Regions from separate parts of the Homo sapiens genome. Here regions 1 and 2 are each linked to region 3. A link is a loop called in an ENCODE intact Hi-C map of the cell type or tissue named here. Cell type or tissue: PC-9. All regions are shown on one strand. Each heading gives the region's core, and the rest is flanking DNA. Links, peaks and the distances in the headings are about the cores only. Region 1 overlaps RIN2 (Ras and Rab interactor 2). Region 2 overlaps RIN2 (Ras and Rab interactor 2). Region 3 overlaps SLC24A3 (solute carrier family 24 member 3).

The links. Hi-C counts contacts between places; a loop is a spot of excess contacts. Peaks named below come from ENCODE experiments on the same cell type or tissue, not always from the same donor. Only the 100,000 strongest peaks of a DNase experiment are listed, where the experiment ranks them.
Region 1: it touches region 3 in a loop (6-fold over the local background); 7 of 110 quality-filtered maps call a loop at or near these places.
Region 2: a loop joins it to region 3, with 11 times the contacts of the local background. A loop is called at or near these places in 38 of 110 quality-filtered maps.

The regions. Positions count from the first base shown.
Region 1 is chr20:19,973,537-19,981,969 of GRCh38, forward strand. It overlaps RIN2 (Ras and Rab interactor 2), which reads left to right. Exons shown (of 13, transcript NM_018993.4): 9 at 1,118-2,251. Among named protein-coding and RNA genes, the nearest start is that of NAA20, 40 kb to the right of the region's middle. RefSeq lists enhancers at 6,807-7,308, 7,309-7,808. In PC-9, for the core only: no CTCF peak of the experiment used is centred there; DNase peaks (open chromatin) are centred at 585, 975, 1,725, 3,455 and 2 weaker places; H3K4me3 peaks cover 5,323 bases; H3K27ac peaks cover 5,396 bases.
Region 2 is chr20:19,797,845-19,806,277 of GRCh38, forward strand. It overlaps RIN2 (Ras and Rab interactor 2), which reads left to right. Exons shown (of 13, transcript NM_018993.4): 2 at 1,778-1,903. Among named protein-coding and RNA genes, the nearest start is that of RIN2, 44 kb to the left of the region's middle. RefSeq lists an enhancer at 4,601-4,895. In PC-9, for the core only: a CTCF peak has its summit at 5,132; a DNase peak (open chromatin) is centred at 4,827; H3K27ac peaks cover 1,109 bases.
Region 3 is chr20:19,688,217-19,696,649 of GRCh38, forward strand. It overlaps SLC24A3 (solute carrier family 24 member 3), which reads left to right. Exons shown (of 17, transcript NM_020689.4): 13 at 5,043-5,209. Among named protein-coding and RNA genes, the nearest start is that of RIN2, 66 kb to the right of the region's middle. In PC-9, for the core only: CTCF peaks have their summits at 325 (motif pointing right), 529, 4,619 (motif pointing right) and 4,824; DNase peaks (open chromatin) are centred at 395 and 4,825; H3K4me3 peaks cover 829 bases; H3K27ac peaks cover 1,503 bases.

The DNA.
Region 1 (8,433 bases), core at 117-8,116, 290 kb after region 3:
CCAGCACTTTGGGAGGCCAAGGCAGGTGGATCACCTGAGTTCAGGAGTTGGAGACCAGCCTGGTAAACATGGTGAAACCCCGTCTCTCCTAAAAATACCAAAATTAGCCAGGCGTGGTGGTGTGCGCCTGTAGTCCCAGCTACTCGGGAGGCTGAGGAAGGAGAATCACTTGAACCTGGGAGGTGGTGGTTGCAGTGAGCCAAGATCGTGCCACTGCACTCCAGCCTGGGCGACAGAGCAAGACTCCGTCTCAAGGGAAAAAAAAAAAAGAATAACCTATCCCAAATGGAAATTATAACAGGCACCACTGATCACAGCACTACCTCCCTCAACTTACATGGAACACTGAGACTCATCTGCAAGAGGAGACACAGGCAGTACAGATCAATAAGCAATCTGCACTACTTCGCAGAGCATTGCATATTTATGAGCATGGTGAGGAGGTTATATAGGATTTGGGAAGGAGGGACTCCAAACCACAAAGGTAAATGGTTGGGCCTGCACTGCACATTAAGCTTGCTGTGGTTTTTCTGCTGATGGGACCCATGAATGTAGTTTTCCTCCTTTGGTGGTTTTAATGCTGAATGTGTAAAACCCTAGGCAGATTGTGTAACATCCCCCAGGCCCAGCTGCTGGTCCTGCCCATTAAAGGGGAACTTCAAGGCCCGATTCCTTGGCTGGCAGCTGCACTGTGGAGGGCATCCCAGGAGAAGTTGTTGGGAAAGGGTGGTGTTGCTTTGTAAGTCGGTTCAGTTTTTGTAAAGCAAGTCAGGAAGCCCCAGTGACCTTTTTTGAGCTTATACTGGAGCAATTCCAGTTCCTTTTTTTCTTCCAACTTACCTGTGAAAAGGCAGGGCTGGAATCCTATGTTGGCCAAGCCATTTCTCCAGGGCTTTGAAGGTGACAGACCCCTGGAGCCTTCCTGTGAGCCCACAGCTGGGCCTGGCAGCCTTTCTGCCCTTTCCAGTAAAGGAATGCAGTAAACCTGAGTACAACGCACCCCCTACCCCACCCCGCAAGACTCGCGTTGTCATGCAGTGTGCTTTTTTTAATTTGTGAAGGAATGGTCTGAGTGTACCGTATTTACATTCTTGTGTTCACTGATAATGACTTTCAGATTTCTGGAGCTCCCCAGCTGACAGCAAACCCCCGAACCTTCCACCTCCCCATAGGCCTCTTTCCTCCGACGGTGTCTGTCCTGCCTCCCTGCGTCAGCTCTGCCTTATAAATGGAGTGCATTCTATCAAAACCAGGACGCCTTCAGAGCTGGAGTGCAGCCAGACCAACGGGGCCCTGTGCTTTATTAATCCCCTTTTCTTGAAAGTGCACAGCCAGGACCTCAGTGGAGGCCTGAAACGGCCGAGCACAAGGACTCCCAACGCGAATGGCACGGAGCGGACTCGGTCCCCCCCACCCAGGCCCCCGCCACCCGCTATTAATAGTCTCCACACAAGCCCTCGGCTGGCCAGGACTGAAACCCAGACGAGCATGCCAGAAACAGTCAACCATAACAAACATGGGAACGTAGCTCTGCCTGGAACGAAACCAACTCCCATCCCTCCACCCCGGCTGAAGAAGCAGGCTTCTTTTCTGGAAGCAGAGGGCGGTGCAAAGACCTTGAGCGGCGGCCGGCCGGGCGCAGGCCCGGAGCTGGAGCTGGGCACAGCTGGCAGCCCAGGTGGGGCCCCGCCTGAGGCCGCCCCGGGGGATTGCACAAGGGCCCCGCCGCCCAGCTCTGAATCACGGCCCCCGTGCCATGGAGGCCGGCAGCGGCTGAGCGACATGAGCATTTCTACTTCCTCCTCCGACTCGCTGGAGTTCGACCGGAGCATGCCTCTGTTTGGCTACGAGGCGGACACCAACAGCAGCCTGGAGGACTACGAGGGGGAAAGTGACCAAGAGACCATGGCGCCCCCCATCAAGTCCAAAAAGAAAAGGAGCAGCTCCTTCGTGCTGCCCAAGCTCGTCAAGTCCCAGCTGCAGAAGGTGAGCGGGGTGTTCAGCTCCTTCATGACCCCGGAGAAGCGGATGGTCCGCAGGATCGCCGAGCTTTCCCGGGACAAATGCACCTACTTCGGGTGCTTAGTGCAGGACTACGTGAGCTTCCTGCAGGAGAACAAGGAGTGCCACGTGTCCAGCACCGACATGCTGCAGACCATCCGGCAGTTCATGACCCAGGTCAAGAACTATTTGTCTCAGAGCTCGGAGCTGGACCCCCCCATCGAGTCGCTGATCCCTGAAGACCAAATAGGTAAGTACCCTCTTTTTTAAAATATAAAATCTATTGTAACTCTGTCCGGGCAGTGCAACCTATGTTTGTTATTTTTTATGAAGTTTACTCCGAAGTTCAAAACAACACCCAGCTCCACCTTCTCTCCCGGTTTGAATGGAAAAATCAGTTTCTCAAAGTAGCTGCTGACTGCCAGACTCAAAAATGTCTTCGGGAGTGACAGATTGGAGCTGCACAGTGATTCTGTTCAGGGATGGAGTTTGGTCCTCTGTGGGTCCAGCTGCCGCCTGCTGTGGTAACGTGTGTGTGTTACATGTGCCGGGTGTTTCTGGACGCGTGCTTCTCTGCAGGCTGTGCATACATACAAAGGTAGTTTTGTTATCTTCTGAGAGGCAGTGGGTATTTTGTTCTGTCTTGGTTGCAAGTAAACTTTTTATTGAGGTGTAGCATATGTTCAGAGAGCACAAAACTCACGTATGCATTGGAATGAGTTTCCACCGCAAGCTTACCTGTGGGACAACTACCAACCCCTGGATAAGCAGAACCTGACCAGCATCTAGGGACCCCGGGCCCCCTGTTCTCCCTCAAGGTTACCATCCTGCTGGCTCCTCATCCCATACACTTCTGTAAGCAGCACGGCTTGGGAGTAAGCAAAAACTGAAAAAGACAAGTTTGTTTTGTGTAACTTTAAAATAAGTAACATAGTTTGGAGGTCACATGAAAGGTGTTTTCTCCAACTTCAAGGGGAAATTCTTTCTTTATAATCTCATTTAAAGGATGAGTTGCTAATGGTTACTTTGGCCAAGGCAAATTTGAATTTGGCAAGCAGTCTTTTCTTCCAGGGTGAGAATGTTGAAGGTTCTTTGTTTGTTTGTTTGTTGTTTTTAATTTTAGAAGGTTGACTCTTGAAGGTTAATTTCAGAGACTTTATTCACCAGGCAGCAGGAGCCTTTGGAGCTACCAAACATTTCCAGGCGGTTCAGAAGCTACACCCCAATTTTTTCTTTCTGATTGGGTCCATTTGTTGAAAGTAGTAAACAGTGTGTGATAGAGGGCTCTTTCTCTTTCTCTGTCTCTCTCTCTCTCTCCTCTCTTTTTTCTCGTTTAAGTGATTTTCAGCAGCTCTTTGATTTTCTCACAAAGGAATCAAAGCCTTGTTTGTTTTCTTGTGGTTTGACTGAGGCCAGGCCTGGTTGATCAGGGCGTGGTTAAAGCTGGGGTGTTGCTGGAGTGAGTGGCTAAAGGAATGTGCCCTTGTGAGGTGCCTTCTAATTGAAAAAGACATCAAGGAGACAGCAGAATATCCACACAGGCTGCCTTTTTCCCCATCCCACCAGAGACCCGCTCTCAAGGGAGACCATATCTGACTCAGTATTAACAGAAACCCAACCTGCAGGAGAAGCTTCCTCTTAGGGGCTGGGGTCAGAGGGGGGTGCAGCCAGGCAGGGGCTGATGTCAGGCCTGAGCTATGTGGCCAGCGGCGCCAACCAGCCCACAGTGCCTGGCCTTCCCTCCCTGCTGATGCTGTAAGAACCAACCCAAGTTAGTCCCGGGAAGCTCTTCAGCCAGCTCCTTTTGTAGTTAAATTCGGATGTGGTACTTGCTCTTAGAACTCAAGGACTCACTCATTTTCTCCAAAAAACATGCTAAAATTATGTATTTCACTACTCTAGAAGGATGCAGCCTTTAATTTAAAATGATTTATGGAGCTTCGAGTATAAGCCCGGCAGCCTGTCCAAGCTATTCCAGTGGGTCCTCACCTCACCCCTGTGAACAGGCATCGTCATCCCTTAAGGATTGGAGGAAGGCAAGGAGGGCTCTGCCAGGCCATGCCATTTGTCTGACAGCCACACTCTCTAGTAAACTAGCAGGTGCGGTATTTGAACTTCCATTGGATCAGAAGCCCACGTTTGCTGAGCTCACTGTTCTGCTGCTGCTGCTTGTGTTTCTATTTTCTCATCAGTAGTTCAGGGGAATTGTAACTGCAGGGACAACCCTGTGTTGAGGCAGCTCAGACTAAAGCTCTCTGTTGAGTTATGGATATGGCCTCCACAAGCATTGCCATGCTTTTTCTGTGGGTTTGTTTGGTTTGGTTTTTTTAAACTTTTGCACTAAAAGCAGTCAGTTCCTCCTGTTTCTTCACCAGTGAAACAGCATTCTGTTTTGAAAGTATAGTGACAGTGCTAGGCTTTTGAAATAAAGAAGGTGAGTGGGAGCAGAGGTCAACCTGAGAAACTCATCACAAGTCCAGGTGGAAGGAAAGATGCGACCCTAACTATTAGAAAGCCAGTCCCCATAGAGGTGCACTTTATTAGATTAGGCCTCTGACCAGAACATGGACTTAGCCAGCCCACTTGTCTATGTGGGCTTAAAAACTGGTCTATGTCTGCTTTAAAAAAAAAAATCTAGTTCTATCCTCATTTCCTATAGCTTCTGAAGAAGATAGCTCTGAACTAGAAGACAGAATTCTAATTTAAAGCCTAGATTTATGGAACAACTTGAAGTCAAGAAGGTAGGAGGAGATAATACACTGGTTTAATCCATGTATGTTAGAGCAGTCATTCTTAGGTGAAAATGACCCTGTGAATGCATGCACATGTATCCCTTTAGTATATGGAGATACTACTCATCTGTCTTCTTCAGAGGGTGGTTCTTCAGTTACATAGAGAAAAGCTAATGAGAAAAACAAATAGTTCTCAGTCACTTTCCTTTTGCCCATGTGCTGGTGTCACTATCCTTTCTAGCACTTTCTAGACAAGTGCAAATGATAAACAGTGAATCAATCTCAAAACCGAAAAACTGCCCCTGTAAATGATTATGTTCTCTCATGGAGAATTTGCATTCTATTTAGACTACCCTTTGGAGCACTTCCAACCAAAAGCCCTGCTATGCAGAGGTTCCTGAATACATGTTCATTGCCTGGCACCAGCTTGGCTCTCCTGGTTGGAGAGACACGGGCTCGTTCCTGTGTGTGCCAGCTCTCTATTCATTCCAGGCCACATACTGGGCTTCCCTCCCAGAGAGCCATCACCTACTCTCACCCTTCCAGAGTGGTACATGGAAGAACAGACAAATGCTTTAATAAGAAGTGTGCAGTTTGGGGGCCCTACTTAAAGTATTGGGATCAACCTCTTCACGGACAGTGTGCTGCGCTCATTACTGATGACCCATGCTATAGGATGTAGATGGGGTGAAATCACTTCCTGCTTCAACACACGTTCCTCACTGGTGGGTGTTCACATCCCACCACTCTTGCTTTAGTCTTTTTCAACCCATGGGGGATATCCAACCAAAGTTTCTGGTAGAGAAATCTTCATTTTGCAGAACTTGTTGCAATGGTGTGGTTAGTGTTTTCATTTTAGTAAAATGATGTTTATTTCTGACTTGATGTCAGTCTTGGGAAATCCCTCTGTTTTCAAGGCTTGTTTCAAGAAAAACAAAATTTGTCCAAATCCAAACATGTTAGTAATCTTAAATTTTCTATTTCATTCAGATACTCTCCACAGACTATCAGCAGTGATACAAAAGAGCCAACTATTCATATTCCTAGAAGTCAGTAGCAGAAAAGAGACAGTACTGTGCTTATTTAAGTGCTACAAACCAAAATGTATGTTTTCTCCAAAGAGCAATTTAACAATTTGAAGAAAAAGTACCCTTAAAGTCAATTTCCACATATTTCAAAGGTCACTTCGATTTACGTATCTGAGTGTTTTTTGTTTGTTAATAGAGAAATGATACGGAAAATGTGGTTAGACACCGGAGAGTATAGCGCATATAGAAAAGGTGATTGAAATGATTCCCGGGGAGTTAAACAATCACAACTACTCTGGTTCAGATCTGGGTTTTTTTTGTTTTTGTTTTTGTTTTCAAATGAGTATTTAAGCTGGCTCTAGCTTCAATATCTAGTGTGACTTGTTTTTAATTTTTCAGGTCACAGTTTGGTTCAAGCCCCTGAGTTATCTGGGTTATTTTTTAAGATAAAGAGCTATTCTGGGGCCAGGTGCAGTGGCTCACACCTGTAATCTCAGCACTTAAGGAGGCCGAGGTGGGTGGATCACCTGAGGTCAGGAGTTTGAGACCAGCCTGGCCAACATGGTGAAACCCAGTCTCTACTAAAAATACAAAAAAATTAGCCAGGCATGATGGTGGATGCCTGTAATCCCAGCTACTCAGAGGCTGAGGCAGGAGAATCACTTGAACCCGGGAGGCGGAGGTTGCAATAAGCCGAGATCATGCCATTGCACTCCAGCCTGGGCAACAAGAGTGAAACTCCATCTCAAAAAAAAAAAAAAAAAAAAAACTCTTCTGAGAGGTGTAGCCAGGGAGGCATGTTAGTGCCAAACAGAGATTAAAACCTTGAATCTTCTGACTTCTGATCTAGTACATGTGACCCTATCGCCTGAAGGAACAAATGTCCTTGTAGAGTTAACAAGAGGCAGAGAAAAAGAAGAAAGATTGTGGTATGCAAAAGGATACCTATATTATTTCCAAAAATTAATTTAAATAGAAGACCACGACAAGAAGCACTTGGTTTTCCCCTGTGGGACATCTTTTGTTGATTAATTTTTACTTTAGGGCATCAAAATGGGGTCAATTATGTTACATCAACCAAAACAAGGTTGACACCCCTGGAGTTGTGACTCTCTGACCCTGAGCCCCTGACTCCATGACAGCCTGCACAAGGGGGCTGTTAGCTCAGTAATTCGGAAAGACCTTGCTCACAAGGTGGGTGGCGGATGGCATCACAAAATAAGTCACACGAAGATGTCTGCTCCAGAGTATTTTTTGACCATATTCCTAGAGTCTTTCTACCTCCCAGGCAGGAAACCTCACCAGGTAAAAGAGGAATTCATGTAGGAATTGAGGAATGTCACCCAAAAGACACCTAAAATGCTGCACGAATTGTGTGGCAGCATCAGGCTCTTTAGGGCACACCTATGTTTTTCCACCCCTCCACTCCAGCCAAAAGGAGGGTTCCCACTGGCTGCCTCTGTGAGGCCAGCACCGCATAGACGCAGCCCTCCCTGGTCCTCAGGTCCTACCCACAGCCTTGTCTCACTAGCTCAGTCTCTCAACAGGGAACAAATGGTGTAGACACAGCCCCCACTCTCTTCTCGCAGACACAGTATCCACTTTGGAGCTTCTCAGTTATTGTCCAGGCCCAGGTGAAGTCACAGCCACCTCCTCTGTAGAGTCAAAGCGTATGAATTAAATGCATCCCTGTTTTTAAAAGAGCCAAGTGAGAGCACTGGTAATCACTCCTCGTGGGCGGCCCTGTGTGGTTTACAAAGCACTTTAATGTATAAGAATCCCTTTTAATCCTCCGAATGCCTTGGGAGGCTCCATTTATTGCCCTCACTTCTATAGATGAAGAAACCAAAGGCGTAGCAAGGTCAAGCCAAGATGCAAGCGCGACTGACACGGTCCCTTGGCAGGCCTTGTCTATACTTCTGGTGGCAGGGAATTACCGCTGCCTTCCAGTTGGTTTTATGTGGCGGGAAGGTGACCTCAGAGGTGAAGGCACATCACACCAGAGGGTACTGCTGTCTGCATGACTCATCACTGAAATTGTTCTCCCAACCCCCTGACCCAGGCCATGTATGCCAGGTTTCTGCCCTGTAAAATTAAAGATTCCCTTCTTTCCATACTCTGTTCTTTGGAAGCAAGTCACTTAGCACTGCCCACACTCAAGGGATGGAGTAGAATTAAGCTCCACCTCCCAGAAGCGGGAGGATCTACATAAATTATTTGGAATTCTTCCATAAGGGAGATTGGTCTCTTCTTCCCTGCTTTCATTTTTCCTGGCCTTTTACTAAAAGACACTGAAATCAGGCTGATGGATTCCCTACATCAAATATCACACAGATGTAGCCCATACTTTTGCAGACTAGCTTTCCTTGAAGCCCACCAAAATGAGCAGAAACTGAAGTGGATCAAAGCCCCAGTGCTTGTTATCCTTATTTCGGCCCCTTTCCTTGCTGGGCTAATGGGATCTTCCTTAAAATCATACCGTGTCCTTCAGTATTTATTATTTATGAGCCAAAGTGTGCATGGCCAACAATACTTAAAACCAACCCAGGTTACAGGACATCCCTGCAGAGTGACAGGGTGCCCCACACCTGCCTGCCCCATGCCTGGGCGGTGATTTCATCGCTAGAGTTACACACCTGTATTCTGCAGGGTAAAGAGAAGAAACATAATTC
Region 2 (8,433 bases), core at 341-8,340, 110 kb after region 3:
TTATTCTACTTAATCTTTTTTTTTTTTTTTTTTTTGAGATGGAGCCTTGCTCTGTTGCCCAGGTTGGCGGTGTCTCAGCTCACTGCAACCTCCGCCTGCCAGGTTCACACCATTCTCCTGCCTCAGCCTCCTGAGTAGCTGGGACTACAGGCACCTGCCACCACGCCCGGCTAATTTTTTGTATTTTCAGTAGAGATGGGGTTTCACTGTGTTAGCCAGGATGGCCTTGATCTCCTGACCTCGTGATCTGCCTGCCTTGGCCTCCCGAAGTGCTGGGATTACAGGTGTGAGCCACCACGCCCGGCCTATTCTACTTAATCTTTAGAGCAATGCTTTGAAATATAATAAATGCTATTACAATTACCCTATTTTTTTATATAAGAACCCAGGTTAAGTAATTTACCTGAGCAACTCATCTGGGACTGAAGCCCAAGTATGTTGCATCCCAGCCCAAGAGCTGAATCTTCTCAAGGAAGAGGAGAGGGACAGGGAGGATATTCTACACCAGAAAGCTAACATGGACCCAGGCATGAAGGAAGGGATGTGTGTGCATCTGTGTGCGAGATTTCCAGGGGAGGAGATGGAGGGAAAGTCAGAGTCCAGTTATAGAGCCTGACAGAGGAGCCAAGACTATGAAGTATTAGGAAAGCAGTGGGAAAAAAAGAATGAGATAACCTTCTTATACCGATGTTGGGAGTTTGATAGGACATCCTGAGGATAGAACAAGCAGGAGAGTGGAGCACATGAGAAACATATTTAGAAAAGAAACACATATACGTGTGTGTGTGCACGTGTGTGCATGTGTGTTTGTGTGTGTGCGTGTAATAGGATATTGGAATGCACAGAAGCAATCTGGAAAGATATAATTTAAATTATAAAAATGCCCACTTCTGCCAAGAATATAGGAGTTAATGGTGATGGTCAAAGGGAACTTGAGCTTTGATCTAATATTTGCGTTTTCAAGCAAGGTGACTGCATTCATGCATGTACTTAGGTAATTTTGAAAAGGCTAGGATACTGATTCAAACAGTTAAAAATGAAATATAGGATAATATAGTAATTTTTTTTTTTTTGAAATGGAGTCTCACTCTGTCACCCAGGCTGAAGTGCAGCAGCATAATCTCTGCTAACTGCAACTTCGGCCTCCTAGGCTCAAGCAATCCTCCCACCTCAGCCTCCCCAGTAGGTGGGACCATAGGCGTGTGTCGCTATGCCTGGCTAATTTTTTGTATTTTTGGTAGAGACGGGATTTCACCATGTTGCCCAGGCTGGTCTCAAACTCCTGAGCCCAAGCGATCCACCCACCTCTGCCTTCCAAAGTGCTGGGATTATAGAGGCCAGTCACTGTGCCTGGAGATATAGGAATTTCTTATTCTGATTAGTCCCATCTCCAGAATCCTAGACTAGAAGATTTCGGGATCCTTTTTGTAGGAAGCGATGTGATGCAAGGGATAAGGGAAGGAAATGAATTGTCACTTAACTGGTGGGGAAGACAGGATGCTTGTTAATTAGTTCCATTCATGAAAGACCATTTAGAGTTTTTAAAATCTGAGCATTGGCACAGGGATTTAGAGGGCATTCTGGTAAAGAAATCTCCCTCCTCGGTTTCCTGGTCCAGAGGTGGAGGACCAGGAATGGGAAGGAAAGGCCATCACTGTGTTCTCATTTCGCAATGTCTCCTCCCAGAGCCAGACTAGGAAGCAAGTCCTCTGTGTGGTTGTTCATTGTGTTTTTAATATACATACAAAACCCTGAATGGTCAATTTTTGTGTTGTAGATGGAGACGAGAGATCTGGACTTCTGAACATCTACCGGAAAAGATAAAATGTGCAAGCCCTTCAGAACGCTGGGGAGGTTGGGCTGAACTGCAGTGGGAGAGGAGAAGAGATGCTGGCGTGAAGGGGTACGTAGCAGCGAGACCATAAACCCAGTGTGCGCCACCCCAGCGTTTTCTTCATTTCCAAGCTCATCAGTGTGATTGGGAATATCATGTGCTATAGTTGTGATATGTGGTCGTGGAAGGGACTTTGCTCCGACAGAGCAACAGGGAGGATGTTTTCCAGCTGCCTGAGGGATTCTGTCCATGATACACTGGCAGCAGGGCCACATCAAGATCAGGACAAGTTAGGAGCCCACGAGCATAAAGGGAAACCATTCACATTTTCAGAGCACTCATCATGGGCCAAGCACAGCTTTAAGCACTTTAATGGGTTAGTTCATTCAATTATCACAACACCACCACGAGGTGGGCACTGCTGTTGCCCCGTCTGAGGGATGACACCACTGCCGAGTACAAAGAACCTGGCAATAACTGAAAGAGGACATGGCAGTAATGATTCTACTTCTCTTTCTTCAGTTCCCACCACCTTGCTTCCTGTTCTCCACTTTTTGTAGTTTTTTTTATAATAGAATTATAAATCTTCACATTGAAAGGAAATTGCATTGATGGGATTTCAGTATAGGCCACTATGGCAGATCATATTTTTCAACATGGGTCACAGTCATGGCTCCTCCAAAACCTTGCTACTCCTCCATCAAGTGGAGAGGTCTATTTTCCCTCTCCTTGAATCTGAGCAGGACACAGTGACTGCCTTGACATAAAGAATGTGGCAAAGTGATGTCGAGTGACATCAAAGTCTTGATTAGCAAAGGTGACGGGGCTTCCACGTAGCTCTCTAAATCCCTTAGGATACATGTCCTTGAGACCCAGCCACCATGTTTCTGGGAAGCCAGGCCCTGCAGAGAGGCCACATGTAGGTGCTCCAGTTGACAGCCCCACTGACATGGGACTTAGAAGGCTGGCTCCAGCCCCCAGCCTTTGAGCTGTCCCCACTGATGCTAAATCGAGCAGAGATAAGCTGTCCCTGCTAAACCATCCCTGCTGATCCCTGCTCCTATAGCAGATTCATGAGCAAAATAAACATTGTTGTTTTCAGCTATTTCATTTAAACCCACAGCAACACTGTTTGAAGTGTAAAATATCATTTTGCTTGTTTACAAGTAAGAAAACAGAAGTTGAATGAGATGAACTGACTTACCTAAGGCCACACAACTATTGAATGTGTTGCTGGAGTTTCAACCCAGAGCTGCCTGATTTCAAGCTTGTGAGGTTCACCACTGCTCTAACTACACATTCTTTCTGGGCTGGGAGCTGGGCCTTCGCTGCCCTGTAGACACAACTGCTCTCAGAGAAAGCAAACCCTTGCAGAGTAAGAGCAATAAGAGAGAAAAATGTTAGAGAACTATTTCTGCACAATATGTTGTTGCTCTATTTCTTAATTTGGACCCTGGTTGGGTGCCTCCCTTTCTGACTTAAGTGTAGAGTTCTCTCAGGAAGCTGTCTACCTTCCCTCCATGAATTTAGATCCTGTGGTATCTGCTCATATTACACAATATTCTTTTCCTTATCATGTAAAATAATCATCAAGTAATTCTTTATTTTATTTTATTTTATTATTATTATTTTTTGAAATGGAGTTCTTGTTTGTTTGTTTGAGACAGAGTCTTGCTCTGTCACCCAGGCTGGAGTGCAGTGGCGCAATGTCGGCTCACTGCAATCTCTGCCTTTCGGGTTCACGCCATTCTCCTGCCTCAGCCTCCCGAGTAGCTGGGACTACAGGCCCCCACCACCACGCCCGGCTAATTTTTTTGTATTTTTAGTAGAGATGGGGTTTCACTATGTTAGCCAGCATGGTCTCAATCTCCTGACCTCGTGATCCGCCCGCCTCGGCCTCCCAAAGTGCTGGGATTACAGGCGTGAGCCACCGCGCCCGGCATCATTATGCGATTCTGTGATCAATGTCTCTATCCCTAGTTTTATTTCGGGAAGGCCCGGGATTGGTCTGTCTTTCCTATTCTTCACCTCTTTTCTTCTAGCAAAGACCCTTACCTGAGCAGATACCTAATAAATGCATGTTAAATAAACACCAAAGAGCATTAGATGTGAATTTTCTTGATAATAATGATGACAGAGTAAGGAAGTGCATAGTTCCAGGTATAAATACTGAAGTCTTATCATGATGTTGTAGGTTTGTCTTTTGAGGCCAAAGATTTCTCACTTCCTCTGTCCTTCCTGTTAGATAAAACATCCCTGTGTTTGACTTTCATAAATAAATAACTTCAATAAAATGCAGTTGTAAAATAAACAATAATAGGAACTGCCACAGGACTCTGAGATACGATATTTCATTAGGTTATCCGAGCAAAAAATATTTTCAAGAGGGGAAAAGCCAATATATAACATTGGAGAACTGATGACCACATCATCCGTTGTCACATTTAATCATCACGACAGCCCTATACAGGTGGGATTGTTATTATTCTCATTTTACAGATGGGAAAACTGAGTCTCATGAGGTTAGGTCACTTGCCCTACATCACCCAGTTAGGCAGTATCAAGGCGGAATTTGGAGCAGGCCGGGTGACTTCACTGGGCCCTGTCCCGAGCACCCCGTGCTTAGGTGACCTACATGCTTGGCAGAAAGAGCTGCCCCTACCAGGTATGGCCAGGCCAGGTGTGGTGGCTCATGTCTGTAATCTCAGCCCTTTGGGAGGCCAAGGCAGGAGGATTGCTTGAGGACAGGAGTTCAAGATCAGCTTGGGCACTATCTCTACAAAAAGTTTCTTTAAAAAAAAAAAAAAAAAGTATACCTAGAGTTCCTGGGGCTTGGCCTCCCTCCCTTCCCCTTGCCACAGTGTGACTAAAGGTCTGGAGTGAGGCTGTGTTATAGAAAGGCAGGCTGGAGGGATGACATCACTGAAGAATTCCTTGGCAAGCAGTCAGTCAGCCACCTTTGGGTAGTCCCTACTTTCACCTGGGTCGCTAGGGTTGGTTAATTTTTAATACCAACTGAGTGACCCATCCCCTTCTCCACCTTGACTGAGTCCTGAAGGCCCCCTCAAAAGCTAGGTTTTAGTGCCCTATTTCATGGTACACCAAGGAGTGCTCTGGCACCATCTAGAGCAAGCCCTAGTCATCTGCATACCTGAGCGAAGTCTTCCAGCCCCTGCTGGACCCTGTTGGAAACAATGTATCCTCTCTTGGACACAGTCCATGCCTTAGACCTATACTCCAAGGAGCACAACCTGACCAGCCTCTCCCACTAGACCCCTCTTTTATCTTCTCTTGTTCTCGGGCTTCTCCTGCCCTCAGTGCAATAGAACTTCATTAACTAAATACAATTAACCGAGAATGCTTTATTGTTCCTGTTGTTCTACCTGCTCACTGATTAGTGAAAAAGGCCAGCACTGCCATCTGTGGGCTGAGAATTGTAAAGTGACTTAATGAAGATGAAATGTATTCCTTTCTCTTCATTCTCTTTTACCTGTCTATTTTCCTCGATTCTACCCTGTTCTTTCAACCCTAGCAGATGCAGCTTAGAAGCCTGATAATAATAAGGATAAGCAAGTCTTGCTGGAAAATAACTAGCATTTATTGAAAGCTTGTTGTGTGCAAAAAGAACAAAGCTGGAGGCATCCACTACCTGAGTTAAAACTATACTACAAGGCTACAGTAACCAAAACAGCATGATACTGGTACAAAAACAGACACATAGACCAAAAGAACAGAATAGAGATCTCAGAAATAAGACCACACATCTACAAACATCTGATTTTTGACAAACCTGACAAAAACAAGCAATGGGGAAAGGATTCCTTATTTAATAAACGGTACTAGGAAAACTGGCTAGGCATATGCAGAAAATTGAAACTGGACCCCTTCCTTATACCTTACACAAAAATCAACTCAAGATGGATTAAAGACTTAAATGTAAAACTCAAAACTAAAAATCAGATCTTTGTTCTTTTTGCTCCAGATTGTCTTACCTGTACAGACTCTTTTTTGGTTCCATGTGAATTTTAAAGTAGTTATTTTTTAATTCTGTGAAGAATGTCAATGGTAGTTTAATGGGAATAGCATTGAATCTATAAATTGCTTTGGGCAGTATGGCCATTTTCACAATATTGATTCTTCCTATCCTTGAGCATGGGATGTTTTTCCATTTGTTTGAGTCATCTCTGATTTCCTTGAGCAGTGGTTTGTAGTTCTCCTTGAAGAGGCCCTTCACTTCTCTTGTTAGCTGTATTCCTAGGTATTTTATTCTCTTTATAGCAATTGTGAATGGGAGTTCATTCATGATTTGGCTCTCTGCTTGTCTATTGTTGGTGTATAGCAATGCTTGCGATTTTCCCACATTGATTTTGCATCCTGAGACTTTGCTGAAGTTGCTTATCAGCTTAAGAGGCTTTTGGGCTGAGACAATGTGGTTTTCTAGATATAGGATCATGTCATCTGCAAACAAAGGCAATTTGACTTCCTCTCTTCCTATTTGAATTCCCTTTTTATCTTTCTCTTGCCTGACTGCCCTGGCCAGAACTTCCAATACTATGTTGAATAGGAGTGGTGAAAGAGGGCATCCTTATCTTGTGCTAGTTTTCAAGGGGAATGCATCCAGCTTTTGTCCATTCAGTGTGATATTAACTGTAGGTTTGTCATAAATGGCTCTTATTATTTTGAAGTATGTTCCATCAATACCTAGTTTATTGAGAGTTTTTAACATAAAGGGATGTGGAGTTCTATTGGATGCCTTTTCTACATCTATTGAGATAATCATGTGGTTTTTATCTTTAGTTCTGTTTATATGATGAATTACCTTTATTGATTTGCATATATCAAACCAGCCTTGCATCCCAGGGTTGAAGCTGACTTGATCGTGGTGAATAAGCTTTTTGATGTGCTGCTGGATTTGGTTTGCCAGTATTTTATTGAGGATTTTTGTATCAATATTCATCAGGGATATTGGCCTGAAGTTTTATTTTTTTGTTGTATCTCTGCCAGGTTTTGGTATCAGGATTATGCTGGCCTCATAAAATGGGTTAGGGAGAAGTCCCTCCTTTTCAATTGTTTGGAATAGTTTCAGAAGAAATGGTACCAGCTCCACTTTGTACCTCTGGTAGAACTCAGCGGTAAATCCATGTGGGTTTTTTTTGTTTTGTTTTGCTGTTGTTGTTGTTGTTTGTTTTGTTTTGTTTTTGGTTGGTAGGCTATTTATGACTCCCTCAAAATTTCAGAACTTGTTATTGGTCTATTCAGGGATTCAACTTCTTCCTGGTTCAGTCTTGGGAGGGTCTTTGTGTCCAGTAATTTATCCATTTCTGCTAGATTTTCTAGTTTATTTAGGTAGGCACTATTCTTATCCTTATTTTACAGATGAGAAAACTGAAGCACTGAGAAGTCAAGTTACCTGTGTGTCATGGCGTCTGGCACATTCAAGTGTTCAGTGAGTGTTAGTTACTATTTATTACAATGAGACTTAGCTTTGGTCAAAAATTGGGATGCGGGTATTTATATGGGCAGGGATGCCCTGAAGCACAATGAGGGAGTAGGGAGTGGCATACGGAGGGCAAAGAGGCCATACAGTCTGTGACATGAGCAGGTTACCACTGTGGGCACCAGGGCTCAATCCCACCATCACTGCGACAGACTGTGTAGGATTCATCTTCGAATAGTCCAACTATGGGACTCAGAAGTTAGGATATTCCTGAAAGAAGTTATAGGGACCTTATTTTTTTTCTGAGATGAAGTCTCACTCTGTCACCCAGGCTGGAGTGCAGTGGTGCGATCTCGGCTCACTGCAACCTCCACCTCCTGGGTTCAAGCAGTTCTCCTACCTCAGCCTCCCAGGTAGCTGGGATTACAGGCACGCACCACCACACCCAGCTAATTTTTGTATTTTTAGTAGAGACAGGGTTTCGCCACGTTGGCCAGGCTGGTCTCAAACTCTTGATCTCAGATGATCTGCCCGCCTTAGCCTCCCAAAGTGCTGGGATTACAGGCATGAGCCACTGCGCCTGGCCCAAGTTACAAGGACTTTTTTTTTTTTAATTATTATACTTTAAGTTCTGGGGTACATGTGCAGAACATGAAGGTTTGTTACATAGGTATACATGTGCCATGGTGGTTTGCTGCACCCATCAACCCGTCATCTACATTAGGAATTTCTCCTAATGCTATCCCTCCCCCAGCCCCCAACCTCCAACAGGCCACAGTGTGTGATGCTCCCCTATCCTGTGTCTATGTGTTCTCATTGTTCAGCTCCCACTTATGAGTGAGAACATGCAGTGTTTGGTTTTCTGTCCTTGTGATAGTTTGCTGAGAATGATGGTTTCCATCTTCATCCATGTCCCTGCAAAGGACATGAACTCATCCTTCTTTATGGCTGCATAGTATTCTATGGTGTATATGTGCACCACATTTTCTTTATCCAGTCTATCATTGATAGGCATTTGGGTTGGTTCCAAGTCTTTGCTATTGTGAACAGTGCTGCAATAAATGTGAGTGTGCATGTGTCTTTATGGTAGAATGATTTCTAATCCTTTGGGTATATACCCAGTAATGGGATTGCTGGGTCAAATGGTATTTCTAGTTCTAGT
Region 3 (8,433 bases), core at 238-8,237:
CTGCCCCCCATCCTGTGACACTGACGCTGCTGGTCTGTGTGCCACACTTGGAGCACGGAGAGGCTAGAGACCTAGAGGCACTCAGCAATCTTCCCAGTTCTTCTAAGATGCGGGAAAGCCTGATTCAGAGCCCGGGTCTGCCTTTGAAAAGAGTGGGCTCCCCCAGTTACAACTGTCTCTTCCCCTCCACCAGCTGCTAAGGAATCCCAGGCCCAGAATTAGGAACTCCATTTTAAGGCAAGGGGACTGAATGTCCAGCCAGGCCCGCTTCCTGGGGCAGGCAGGCCTCTGCTTATGGGTGAGAAGCCTGTCGGGTGCTTCCGGCCAGCAGAGGGCATTGAGAAGCCAGGGAGTCAGTTCTGGGAGCCCCAGATGGGTTCCTATCAAGTCAAGTTCCTGTGGACTGAAAAAGATCCGTCCACATGATGAGGACATTTTTCTCTCTCATAGTCATTCTGCAAGGCATGAGTACCCTGTTTCTGGCACCCAGCCACAGTGCTTTCTTCTCTCAGGACTTGACTATAATGGGTATGATGATTACCAAGAAAGTAATTATTTAGGAGTATGTGAATACTGTTGTGAGTTCATATATGTACATATATGTACAGTGTGCAATTTAAGATTGATATAACATAGTGTTAACATGCACATGTATACTGTGTACACTTAATATATTGTATGCATGTATAATATATGTGCAGATATTAACATATTTATGTTTATATATGTATATACTATATTATAGGTTATATACACACAATATACACATATACATCTACACTTGGTATATGCACATACATACATATAAACGTGCAGCTATTGTTATCTCTTGGGTGAAGAAAGCCTTATTGTTGACAGACAGCAAAAGAAACCTTTTCATGTGTATGTAGGTAAACACATTTCCATGGGAAAGAAAAACTAGAAGGAAATACACCAAAATATAAGTAGGTTTTTCCAAAGCAAAATTATGTTTTTTCTGTATTTTTTACTTTAAAACAGTGTACATTTTTATTGCCGATATTATCGGAACAAATGTATATGTTTAGGTCTAGGTCTAAAATACTGTGCAATAACTTTTTCTCTCTTTGATAGAATTCAGCTTTCTTCAAAGCTGACTGAGGAACATAATTTAGAAACAAATCCTTTTGCTTGTTAAAGCCAAGTCCAACTCAAAGGGATACTATCATGCTTACGGGCCAGCTCCGGCCCCTGGCTTCAGCTCTCAGTTGCTGGCTGACTTTTGTGAAATCAGGTAATCACCAACACATCAGGTCCATGGTCAGGGAAGTTTTTTCTCTTAATTCATTGCTGTACCCCCAGGACCTGCAGCAGTGCCTGGCACAAAATGGCATAGAGGACATTCACAGATATTTATTAAATGAATGAATGAAGAATAAACCTATCCCCCTTGTTGCTCTATTTTGACCCAATGGTAATAGAGCAGAAGATGGAAAAATGTCCAGAAATGTTGTTGACTCAAAGAGGAAAGGAAACCTTTTTAAACCCTTTATTCAGAAATGGAAATTAAGGGCTGGGCGTGGTGGCTCATGCCTGTAATCCCAGAACTTTGGGATGCAAAGGGAGGATGCGGATCACCTGAGTTCAGGAGTTGGAGACCAGCCTGGCCAACATGGCAAAACCCCATCTCTACTAAAAATACAAAAGTTAGCCAGGCATGGTGGCACACGCCTGTAATCCTAGCTACTCAGGAGGCTGAGGCAGGAGAATCACTTGAACCTGGGAGGCAAAGGTTGCAGTGAGCTGAGATTGCACCACTGCACTCCAGCCTGGACAAAAGAGTGAGACTCTGTCTCAAAAAAAAAAAAAAAAAAAAAGGAAAATTAAGACCAGCTAAAATGTGGGTGATCTTTATTTGACTGCCTTTGTTCCTCAAAATCATTTTTAAAAAACACCTTTATATTTGTTATATTTGCTGCATTACATTTAAATATATGATTCAGATAATGCTCATTGAATTTCTGCTTTTAAGGTTCTGTTGTTACAAAGGGGCAATAACTTAAAGAAAGCATATATGTCATTGAAAATGATGTTTTCCAGATATAATGCCCTCCCAGTGTCCAGTCAGAAATTTTTAAAGCAGTTGATAAAAACTCAAAATTCACTGGCACTAACTTACACTTCTTACAACTTTGTCTAATCAATATCATTTTCCAAGCTCTTGCACTCGTAAATTCTGACTTCATTTTTTTCTTCCCTCTTTTTTTTTATTTTCTGAAGAATGTGAAAGAGCCAAGTTGGGATCATTTCTCTTCCTCTTCCTGTGTTTCTTCGTAATCTTTGATTGGGTGTGTATTTTAAACTAAACCGAGTTACTCTGTCCGTTTGAGGGCATCAGCCATATGGAAGGCCGTTGAGGGGATTCTAGGAGGTTCCACATGGGTAAATGCCTTATCAGCACATTGCGGGATTTAGGAATGTGCCAAATTCCAGGATGCATTTGGGATCCAAAGAGCTGGCCATATCCTGGATTCTGCAGCATCTGGAAGCCCCTCTCCAAACAACTCTCAGCCAGGCTTCTTGATTTACAAAGCAAGCACAGTCTCTATGTTCTCATCATTCACTTGACCATCTCCAAAGCTTAAATCTAACAAGACTCATAGCAGCTAATAGGAAAACACTTCTCTTTTCTTACTATTTTTTTTGTTTGTTTGCTTTACTCTGTACTTGTAAATTGGATAGCCTTAGATTCTCAAAACCAAGTAATTTTCTTTGGTCTGTCTGATTAGATTGTTCATAATAACATTATTACTACTACTGTTACTGATATTTACTGAAAATGCAATATAAGCCCTGCACTATCCCTGCCTTTCAATCAGGTGCTAAACAAGTGAGAAGACCCCTGTTCTCATAGACTTTATTCTAATTTGAGGGAGACTGAAAATAAATTAAGAAACAACCCTGATGGTTTAAGACAGGAAATATTCGCATGAAACAAATAAAAATATTTGCTATGAAACAAATAGAAAAGCTGGAGTGAGATGATGAGAGTTATATTTAGATTTATCTGAGGGCTCAGTGACATTCGAGCAGTGAAGTGGCCTGCGTGACAGGGCAGATTCTGCCATGAGAAGATCCAGGCAGAAGACCTGCGAGGGCAAAGTCCTTGAGGCAGGAAAAGGCTTGGAGTGTCTGAGGACAGAAAGTTAGCCAAGACCAGGGAGTATGTGAGCAGGGAGAGTGGCAGGTGCGGCAAAATCAGGCAGTGCCTTACAGACCATGGTGGGGAGACCTGATTTTACTCTAAGGGCAGTGGAGGCCAGTGGAAGGTTCTAGAACAATTTGGTTTTTGAGACTCTTTCCTCTGGCTACTGGTAGCAAACAGATGGAGGTAGGATAGGCATTGGAGCAGTAGTCCCCGTAGGAAGCCAGGTTGTCAGCCAGGCCTTGGTGAACCTGGCCCCAGCGGAGGCTGTGGGGATGATGAGATGGTGGGAATGTCCTGTCAGGTTGCCAGGGTTGGCTGTGGGGGATAAAAGAAAGGGAAAGATCAAGAATGACTCCCAGGATTTTGACAGGAACGACTTGTGAGCTCATGTTGTCCCAGCCCTCATCCTAATATCATCTCATTTAATTCTCCCAGCAACTCTGTGAGCTCGGTGCTGCTGTATACACATTTTCACAGATGAAGAAACTGAGGTGTAGAGAGTTTAATTAACTGAGTCTTTCAACTCATAAGCCACAGAGCAGGGACCGGAGCCCAGCACCATCTAATGAGAAACCCCTCTGCCTCCCATAGACACTGTGCCTCGGCCCTTTAAGAGAGGCCAGAGGGTGCCAGAAATAATGTTAGATACTTTTTCTATCTATGCAGTTTTAAGAAACTATTTGGAGATTGGTAGGATATATGAAACAAATACTGGATACTGGTCTAAAATTATAAAATACATTTTATTAAACATTTAATTACTGTTCAAATGTTATAATATAAAAATTCCTCCTTAACTCTGGTGGGAATATAAAATGGTTCAATCATTTTGGAAAACTGGCAGTTTCTTATAAAGTTAAATAAATACCCACCTTATGACTCAGCAATTTTCCTGGGTCTTCGTCCAAGAGAGATGAAACATGACCACAAAAAGACTTGTACAACAATGTTCATAGTCACCTGGCTTGTAATACCCTCAAACTGGCAACAAACAAATGCTCACCCACCGCCATATGGATAACAAATCGTAGCACATTCATAGGAGGGAATACTACACAGCAATTAAAAGGAATGGATCACGCAACATGAATGAATCTCAATCACATTATGTTGAAAAGAAGAAGGAAGGCACGAAAACATCCTATATGGTTTTATTTGAAGTTGGAGAACAGTAAAAACAATATCTATGGTGGTAGAGGGTGAGGGTTTGACTAGAAAGAGGCACAGCAAACTTTCTGGAAGGTAGAGGCACTGTGTATCTGGATTGCATTGAGGAATACATGGAAATATGTATGCATATTTATTTCTAGAGGTGAATTAGCAGTTAATCAGGTTAGTAATACAGGTCTAGGGAGAGCCTTCAAATCCTCTTTGAAGATTCCGGCGCGCTGACCGACGATGCTGAGAAATTCCACCAGGTGGCGCTGCGTCCGCTGACGCTTTATTATCGGGCGAAAACGTGGAAAACAGAAGCCCACTGGAGGTCTTCCTAGCTCCCCACCCCCATTTCGACCCCCTGCACCTACACACATTCCACCTCTTTTTTGACCTGAGTATCCTCCTCTCTTTTCCCACCTGGCCATCTGCCAAACCATCCCCCTAGCCTGGTATTACTAAGAAGTGATTCACCCTCTCATTTCGGAGACCTAATCAGCAGGTGGGCAGTGGGTAATTTTTTTTTTAATTCTGTTTGGTGTTGCATGTCAGGTTTCGTTGGTGATGGAAAGTCATTTGAATGTTTTAGAAAAAGAGCAATATAATAAGGTTTAATTCTGGGGAAAGCAGTACAGACACTTGGCAGAGCAAAGAAATAAAGCTAACTGGGGTTCTTTGTTATTTTTTTTTTATTTCTTTTTGGCCTTTTTCATTTTTCCAGCGGGTAAACTGGAAACAGTGAAATGGGCGTTCACCTGGCCGCTGAGTTTCGTCTTATACTTCACTGTACCCAACTGCAACAAGCCGCGCTGGGAGAAATGGTTCATGGTGACGTTTGCTTCCTCCACGCTGTGGATCGCAGCCTTCTCCTACATGATGGTGTGGATGGTGAGTGCAATCGGGACCCCATGGCACTGTTAAATCTCTTTAGAGAATAAAGAAGGGAATAAGAGTCAGGGTTTCAGCCGATAACTGTACTAGTCAGCTATTGCTACAATAAGCTGCACAACGAACCACTCCTAAACTTAGTAGTTTAGAATTGCAGGCATCGATTCTCCTGCTCACACGTCTTCATGTTGACTGTGGATTCATTAATCTTAGCTGGGACCTGCTATGCAGCTCTGCTTCAGGCTTCAGGGTGGTCATGTTTGATTCAGGCAGCAGGTGGGGTCCATGTCTACTCCACGTGTCTGCTCATTTTCTTTGTACCAGAGGCTAGCTACCTGGGGTATGCTCTTCTCACAGTGCATCATTAGAATGCAAGAGAGTACGTGGAAACACGAAATGCCTCCAGGATCTTCGCCTGGCCCTGACTTACCATCACGTCCACACACATTTTACTGGCCAAGCCCCACATCAATGGCATGGGGGAAGTGTACTCCACCTGCTCCAGTGGGAAGAACAGCCATGTCACAGGGCAAAGGACATGGAGGAAAGGCACAAAGAATTGGGAAATGATGATCAATCCCTATCGGCATCTTAGTTTCTTCAGCCAGACAATGAGGCATTGTATGAGGTGATCACTCAAGGGTCCCTTCTGAGGCTAAAATAATGACTCAGTGATTCACATTGGTTGATTGACATTGACTGATATTAGTTGATTGACATCGATTCAGTGGCTTTGACCTTAACAAAGCCATTTTAGGAAACCCAGCCTTCCAGAATGCATTACCCATTTATGGCTATACTTTTTAACTGGGGAGAAATTCCAAATCATTAGGATTGGACAGAAATTAAAAAGCATGGCAAAATGATGCAAATCCAAATTAATCTTGCCTTGAGTGTTGGATAGAAATGTAATATAAATTCTGGAGAATTAAACTCAAGAGCTAAAAAGAAGGTTATGAAAAAGATATTTTGGTAAGAACAAAAATACCCAGAAAAATTTTGCTACATGGGTTGCAAATTTGTAAACCTGACACAACTAATTCATAATCATCTCTTTCCTCAATATCACAAACATTTTTTTAAAACCCAAGTTTTATAGCCAGGGGTTTCTCCCTCATCCTGCATTCACTAATGTTTTCATCTGACATATGCACCAAGAGCCACCTCCTATCTGGATTTGGGGGACAGTGTTGGCTGTCCCTGACCTTAAGGTGCTACATGATTTTCTGTGCAGCCCCCTAACCAGCGGGCTAACTGACCTGACTCATCTGAGGTTCAACTTCCTTCTGTTTGCTTCCTTTTCCTCCAGTGGAGGTTCTAATAAGTCCCAATCAATGCCCAGGAGTAGGGAGAAAACTAGGAGAAGCCGGAGACCTGGTCCCAGCCACCTGAGCAGTCTGCTCCCCTGAACTCCAGACCCAGCCACAAACATGATCATGAAAATGATGAACCAGAGGCCAAGACTGGCTGAGCCAAACCAGGTTCCTACAGGGACTGAGCTGAGGGTTAAAAAGGAAAAACAAGGTTTGGCCAGGACGCTGGTAGCTCCATTTGATCCAGAGCGACAAAATAGAAACAGCGTGTGTTTCTGCAGCTCACTTTCCTCCCTGGAGACCGGAAGTCAGAAAGCCCTGTGGCCACCCCAGGTTAAATTCTGTTCAGTTCTGCTCAGTACTGAACAGAAATGAGCTGCATTCTCTGTCTGAAAGGAGGCAAGGCAAGCATCTCTATGGATTTCACTCACATCCCCCCAATCTTTGAACAGGGAAGGAGCGATTGTGGCCTTTGGAGTGAAGTCAGGGTTCCGGGTGTAGGTGTCTCTCAAGGGCTGGCCCAGGAGGAACTGTGAGAAGAATGTGCTCCTTACAACATGTGCTTTGCATTTCCTGTAATTTTATGGCAAGTGAGGGAGATCCAGTGGCATCCTAAAATGACCTGACAGTTTCAACTCTTGTGAGTTATCTTCTCCTTGGGCCCACATGCAGGGAATGTGTCTCTTTTTCCACTTACCTCTTTTTTTGCCACCAGCTCCCTCATCATCTGCCTCATCAACTGCTTTTGTTTTTTTAAGCATGCTTGCATTTGCTTTTTCTATATTTGCATAAATTTAAGCGGTACAAGTAAATTTGTTACATGGATATATTGTGTGATGGAAGTGACGAAGTCCTGACTTTAGTGTATCCATGACTGAAATAATGTTCATCGTACCCATTAAGTAATTTCTCGTCACCCACCCCACTTCATTCCGTGCTGAATTTAAACTGAGGTGGCCTCTGGCCTTCCTGTTTTTCAGTCTCCAGGGAGGAAATTGAGATGTAGAAACACAACATTTCTGCCCCCAATCCTTCCAAGACTCCATTGCCTATCATTCCACACCCCATGTCCAAGTGTACACATTACGTAGCACCCACTTATGAGTGAGAACATGTGGAGTTTGACTTTCTGTGTCTGAGCTGTTTCACTTAAGATGATGGTCCCCAGAAGCTATTATAGTGAAGAAGATGTTGACAAGGACAGCAAATTGCTACCAAGCTTCAAGGAATAGAGAAAAGGAAATGCTAGTTATGGCTTTCCCCTTTTTTTCCTTTTCTTTTTTTTTTTTTTTTTTGTGAGACAGGGTCTCACTGTGTTGCCGAGGCTGGAGTACAATGGCACTATCACAGCTCATCGCAGCCTGAACCTCCTGGGCTCAAGCCATCCTCCTGCCTCAGCCTCTCAAGGAGCTGGGACCACAGACATACACCACCATGCCCAGCTAATTTTTAAAATTTTTTGTGGAGACAAGGTCTCACTATGTTGCTCACGCTGGTCTAGAACTTTTGAACTTAAGCAATCCTCTCAACTTGGCCTCCCAGAGTGATAGGATTACAGGCCTGAGCCACCGTGCCCAACCTTAGAGTTATGCCTTTTCTAACAAGTATGGATACTGTCAAATCCAGCCCCTTTGCAGTTCTTCTAAATTCCCATTGTGCATCCTCCCTGACATGGACGCTCAAATTCCAAGCAAAGCATCCATCCATTCTGGATGCCTCAGGGCCACCCGTAGTTCAAATATTCTGTCCCAATATTGCCTTTTTCCCAGAAATTCTATTTTCTCTTCTCAAACCACCCGCCTCACCGGAAGAGAACAAGTGAAAAGGCCAATGTTTTGTTGGAAAGTTTGGGTCCTATTACAGCACCGTCCCCTGACCTGCAGCCCCGGTCGGCATCCACATAGTGTTTGT